Regions from separate parts of the Mus musculus genome. Here region 1 is linked to region 2. A link is a contact called in ENCODE Hi-C or POLR2A ChIA-PET data. All regions are on one chromosome and are shown on one strand. Each heading gives the region's core, a stretch centred on a gene start or an enhancer-like site at or near the end of the contact. The rest is flanking DNA. Distances are from core to core; before and after follow the strand shown. Region 1 holds the start of Ube2s (ubiquitin-conjugating enzyme E2S). Region 2 holds the start of Tsen34 (tRNA splicing endonuclease subunit 34).

What was found. Hi-C counts contacts between places; a loop is a spot of excess contacts on that map. ChIA-PET counts read pairs that join two places held with the same protein, here RNA polymerase II (POLR2A).
Region 1: a loop to region 2 is called in a map of T-helper 17 cell, with 2.9 times the contacts of the local background. The contact joins the promoter of Ube2s here to the promoter of Tsen34 in region 2. A Hi-C loop is called at or near these places in 1 of 37 maps with a recorded cell type or tissue (T-helper 17 cell). POLR2A ChIA-PET finds 5 or more read pairs at or near these places in 2 of 5 experiments (both embryonic stem cell).

Annotation. Positions count from the first base shown.
Region 1 is chr7:4,810,931-4,813,630 of GRCm38, forward strand. It overlaps Ube2s (ubiquitin-conjugating enzyme E2S), which reads right to left and starts at 1,410. Exons shown (of 4, transcript NM_133777.2): 1 at 1,233-1,410; 2 at 479-626. The coding sequence starts at 1,235.
Region 2 is chr7:3,692,240-3,694,939 of GRCm38, forward strand. It overlaps Tsen34 (tRNA splicing endonuclease subunit 34), which reads left to right and starts at 1,371. Exons shown (of 5, transcript NM_001164204.1): 1 at 1,371-1,650; 2 at 2,359-2,605. The coding sequence starts at 2,363. It overlaps Mboat7 (membrane bound O-acyltransferase domain containing 7), which reads right to left and starts at 747. Exons shown (of 8, transcript NM_029934.4): 1 at 502-747.

The DNA.
Region 1 (2,700 bases), core at 160-2,659, 1.1 Mb after region 2:
AGGTCTGAAAAATCTAACTGGTTTGCTTAAAATATGCAAATCAGCTTATTACCACCAGTTTCCCCTCACAATGCTTTTTGTTTAGTCTTGGGACATTCGATTGATTAGTGTTTCAGATCCCCTGGCATACATTTTTTTTTTTTCTCTTCAAGACAGGGTTTCTCTGTGTAGCCCTGACTGTCCTGGAACTCACTCTGTAGACCAGGTTGGCCTCGAACTCAGAAATTCGCCTGTCTCTGCCTCCCGAGTGCTGGGATTAAAGGCGTGCACCACCACGCCCAGCTACACTTTCTATTTCTGCTTCACTTATATGCATCCTCACGTCTCTGGAAAGTAACACTTGACAGCCTTAATGCAAGCCTAAGCAAAAGGCCACATTTTGTCATAAGCACCTGAGAGGCTGAATCCTATTTGTCCCACAGCCACAAGACAGAAGAAATCTGGTCAAGTGGCCCCTCCCTTCCGTGCTCACACTCACCAGGGCCCTCGATGGTAACCTGCAGGTCTGTGAGATCCTCCTCATTGGGGAAGACTTTAATGCCATCAGGTGGGTCTGCCGTCAGTGTTGTCACCTCCTTGTACACTAGGCGGATGATGTGGGGCGGCAGATTCTCCACATTGGAGTTCTAGGCACGGAGGGAAAAGGAGAGTGAGCAGCCTGAAATAGCTAGGATTAAGGTGGGTGGATACCAGAATCCAGACTTTAGAGGTCCGAGGTTGTCAATCACTGCCTGTCAACTGGACCTAAGATGCTTCTGGCTTTTGCCCCATGGCTGACCGGGACGGTGTCTCAGAAAAAGCTTCTACGTGGCTCAGCGTACCCGAACCTACCCAAAGCGCTCGTTAAGACGCGCATGGGTCCACTACTGGTTCCAGGTGGGCCTGAGGCCTAGCCGGAGCCCTTCCCCTACTTAGGCTTGAAACAACCCCATCAACCGCCGCCCCCCCACACACACCAAAAAGAAAAAGGCTGGACGAAATGGCGGCGGGATGTCTTGCTCCTTAAAACACCCATGGGCGGGCCGCAAGGCGCCCAAAGCCCTCCCCAAGGTTCCGAGGGCTGCCTGGGCTCCCGCACCGTTTGTTGAAAGGCCCTGGGGCCGACTCCTGGCTCCGGACGTTCAGCCATGCCACCAAAGCACTCAGAAGCTGGCCAGAAAACACTTGGGACGCCGCAGTCGCCTCCTCTGCCCGAGTCCCCAACGGCCCCTCGGGCCTCCCGCGTCACTCACCATGACTTCAGCCGGCCGGGGGCGGGTCCCCCCGGCCCCCTTCCTGCACTCCTCGGACCGCCGGCCGGGGCGGGGGGCCCAACTGCCGGCCGCTGTGGCCCTAGCGAGGCCCCCGAGGCCCCACTCCGCTCCCACTAATTCCGACGTCCGCTACGAAACGCTCACAACGTTACGTCTGCTCCTCGGTAGAACCGGCCGCGCGCCCAACACCGCACTTTTATAGCTACTCGCAGGCCCCGCCCCCTCACGGCACGTCTCGACCGCGTACGTCAACGCGCACGTTGCTGGGCGGTCAACGCTCTTTTCTCTGTTCTTGTCAGAATAGTAGCAGAAGTTCGAACCCAGTTTGTGAGGAGTGCTATCACAATGAGGGCTCACGCCGGCTGAGGAGTTGACCTGGGAGAACCAAGCGGCTAAAAACCTAGAGCAGAGAGAAAGGGGGCGCCCGCCGAGGCGACGTGGCCGCTGATTGGACCGTTTGAATGAGACGCCGCCACGACTTGGGGTGCGCGCGCGCGCTCCGGCCTGGAGAAAGACGCGCACGCGACTAACGGTTAGGCAGGGGAAGGGGCGGAGCGAGGGAAGACAGGACTGGAGGGGTTAAAGGGATGACGGAAGGGGCCTTGACCAATAAACAGGGGCGGTCGTGATCTGGACTTGTGGGGCAGGTAGGAATTGAAAGCTACTAATGGGAAGCCAGCTCAGTGTGATAGACTCCAACCTCGACCAATGAAATGTCTCAATTTCTTTTGTGTATGCAAATGTTACGCTGGGAGTCTGGCGACCTCACCTGGAAGCCATGGAAGGGCGGAAGTGTGGACATAATTTGTCTATGGGGCTCCATTTTGTTCTGCGCTCCTGTTATGTGTTAGGAAGCCCTCAAAATCAGGTTGGTTGACTCCGAGGGCTTGGACTTCCTGATCCTCTAGAGTATGACTTGTGACTTTTGCCACCATTGTTTCTGTAGGGGTGCCAGAGGAAGAAGTCAGGGAAGTCTCACGTCCTTATTGAGAGCTTTGTGACTGACCTCCAGACCCCATAGACTTCTGTTAACTTTTTGAGAGACAGAATTTCATTACTGGCCTGGAACTCCTTTTTCCCCCGGGGTCGGGGGTTGTTGTTTTGGCTTTTCTTTTTTTAGATTTATTTATTGTTTTATGTAAGTACACTGTAGCTGTTTTCAGATGGTTGTGAACCACCATGTGGTTGCTGGGATTTGAATTCAGGGCCTTCGGAAGAGCAGTCGATGATCTTAACCGCTGAGCCATCTCTTCAGCCCTTGTTTTGGCTTTTCAAGCCAGGGTTTTTCTGTGCAGGCCTGGCTGACCTTCCTGAAACTCGAGCTATAGACCAGGCTGGCCTGAACTCACAGAGATCACCTGCCTCTACTTCCTGAATACTGAGATTAAAAGTGTATGCCACCATACCCTGGCCTCGTTCCTTTTATATCCATCCTCTAGCCTATGGG
Region 2 (2,700 bases), core at 121-2,620:
TAAGCCCCCACCCCACCCCTTTGCCAATGTTGAAATCAAAAGTACTTCTACTTCCATTTATGACCCACACCTTCCGGCCAGAAAAACAATCCTTCACAACACCCCTCTTCTCTGAGAGCCCAGGAATCTGTATCATCCTCACCCTCCTGAGTACATTGGAGCCCTTCTGGGTCCCCAATTTCCTCTGCGTCTTACAGGACCCAGTACTCCCACTCCCGCCCAGCTCGGAGAAGCCCAGCATTTAGCATCCTGTTTTCTAAGCTCTGAGCTCTGGGCTCCTCTTTAACCCGTACCTCGGAGAGAAGGCAATGACCCTGTACGATCTGCAAGCACCTTTCGTAGCCCAGCCCCGCGCAGCGAAGGCCAGCGTGTATCCGATTCTGCCTCGGCAGATCCACAGGCGGTTACGCCACCCAGCCCGGCCACGCTCTGGGCGCTGTCCCCGCACCCCGCCACCCTACGATCTTCGTGACGCCGCCATGCAACCCAACCTGGGCCCACCTGAACCGTCCGTGGGCCAGAAGACTGCGGAGCTCCTTTTCGAGGCCGCCTCGGCTCGCGCCACGCCTCCCCAGCTCAGCACGCCCCCGCACTGCCCGTTCTGGAGGGCGCCGGCAGGGCTGCGCGGTCCAGGCCCCGAGAGCCGCGGCTGTACGAGTTACAGCACCGCAAGAAAGGTACCCAGAACACCAGTCTGCCGCAAGATGCCTGTCGCGATCTTTCTAGGAGGTCCCCGGGCAAAGAGCTGCCAGTACGTGAAGGGGCGGGGTTTCGGGTCAGAGAGGCGGGGCCAAGATCTTCGAGTCCCGTTGAGACTTGAGGAGGAGGGACCTGGAGCTCAGAGACAGACTTTCAGCTTCGGATTCCTTCGGGCACACTCGGTCATTCAAGCCCTCGGCATGGAGTGCCACAGCTTCGGCTTACTTCGGGGATAGCCGAATTCCAAAGTCACGGCTCGGAATTAGATGCGTTTACAAACTCGGCCGGATGTAGGCGGGACCACACACTTCGGCTTGATTCGGAAATAATCGGGTCCAAAAGTCGTTGTGTAGTGTTAGGCGGGCTCAAGAACGCAGAACGAAGTAGGCGGGACCGCATGCTTCGGCTTACTTCGGAGATAGTCGGAATCAGCCGGGGTCCGAGAGTCAAAGAACCACGGGGTGTGGGCGGGATCGCATATTTGGACTTACTTCAGATAGCTGAATGCTTTTTCAGGTCACGGTCAAATGATATTGAGGGCAGCCGTTTTGGCCTAACTTTGGAAATAATCAGTAGACTTAACAGGCTGAGCTAATAGTCTTGAGGGAGGAAGGCGGAGCCACAGAAGACCGGAAAACGGCGAAGGGGCGGGGCCGACATGACTGGTGGATTTGGGGGCGAGGCCAGAGCAATGACCCTCAAGGTCCCATTTGTGCAGACCGGAGTGGCAGTGAGGGCTTTCTTGGCTTTTCCGCTTTGCTGACCTGACGGGATGACGGAGGACGCGCTACGTAGGGCCAGCTCCGCCTTAGCCGAGAGTTGGTGTTGGCTAGGGGTTGACTTATTGCCTCTGCCTGAGGACAGTACGACAGATTGAAAGGGAGCCACGACGCACACTGCACCTCGAGTGCGACTGTGGATTCAATCGTAATTGTGAACTCCTTAAATTGGGTAGGAAGTGGGCGGGGCCACAGCTGGAAGAACGATGGGATCTGGCTAGGGTCGAATGCTGAACCTTTTGCAACTTAGAGGGGGTGGCTGATTCTACTGAGCCGAGATCTCCCGCATGCGTTCGGGAATAGAGTCGAGATCTTCCGAAGGCTGAAACGCTTGCGTTCGGGTAGGCAGGACTCCCGATTGAGCCGAATTTAGGATGCTGGAACATCGAACAGCTGGCGCAAGACAGGACTGGGTTTCTTTTAAAGTCCGACTCAGAATAGGCGGGAAAGGCGAATCTGGGCACTTCGAAAGGGGAGGGGCTGGGCTCCAAGTATTTAGAAGAGGGTGTGGCTTGAGCAAACCACCCTACATTGAGGTTCTGAGATTTGACGGACGCATAAGAAGACACCCACTTTGCAAAAAGGGCGGTGCACCACTATGGCGGGAGGTCTCTCTGAGGGGACGAGAGATGGTGGTACGCTTTGGCAGAGAAGATGGTCACCTGGAGCTGAGGGGGAGCGGAACGGTGGGACCTGGGTGAGGGGCGTGGTCTTAACTGGTCCCTGGGTAGATCTTGGCTGGGGGGCGGGGGGGGGCAGGTGGCAACCCCAGCCCCGCCCCTTGGGGGGTGAGGGGCGGGGTCTTGCGCTGAGGGCGTGGAAGACTTCAGTCGGGTCGGTGGGGCTGTTTGGGTGACCGCGACGCACCCCCACTCCGCAGGAAGATGCTGGTGGTGGAGGTCGCAAATGGCCGCTCGCTGGTGTGGGGAGCCGAGGCCGTGCAGGCGCTGCGGGAGCGTCTGGGAGTCGGGGGACGCACGGTGGGCGCCCTGCCCCGCGGGCCCCGCCAGAACTCGCGCCTGGGCCTTCCGCTTCTGCTGCTGCCTGAAGAAGCCCGGCTCCTGGCCGAGATAGGCGCGGTGACCCTAGTCAGCGCCCCGCGCCCGGACCCCCGCAACCATGGCTTGGTAAGAAACGAAAGGCCCTGATAGTGGGAAGGCCTGGGAGGGCCTGTTGGAAGGTTGTAAACTGGTCAGAATTCCTGTCTTCCTAAGGGACTGCA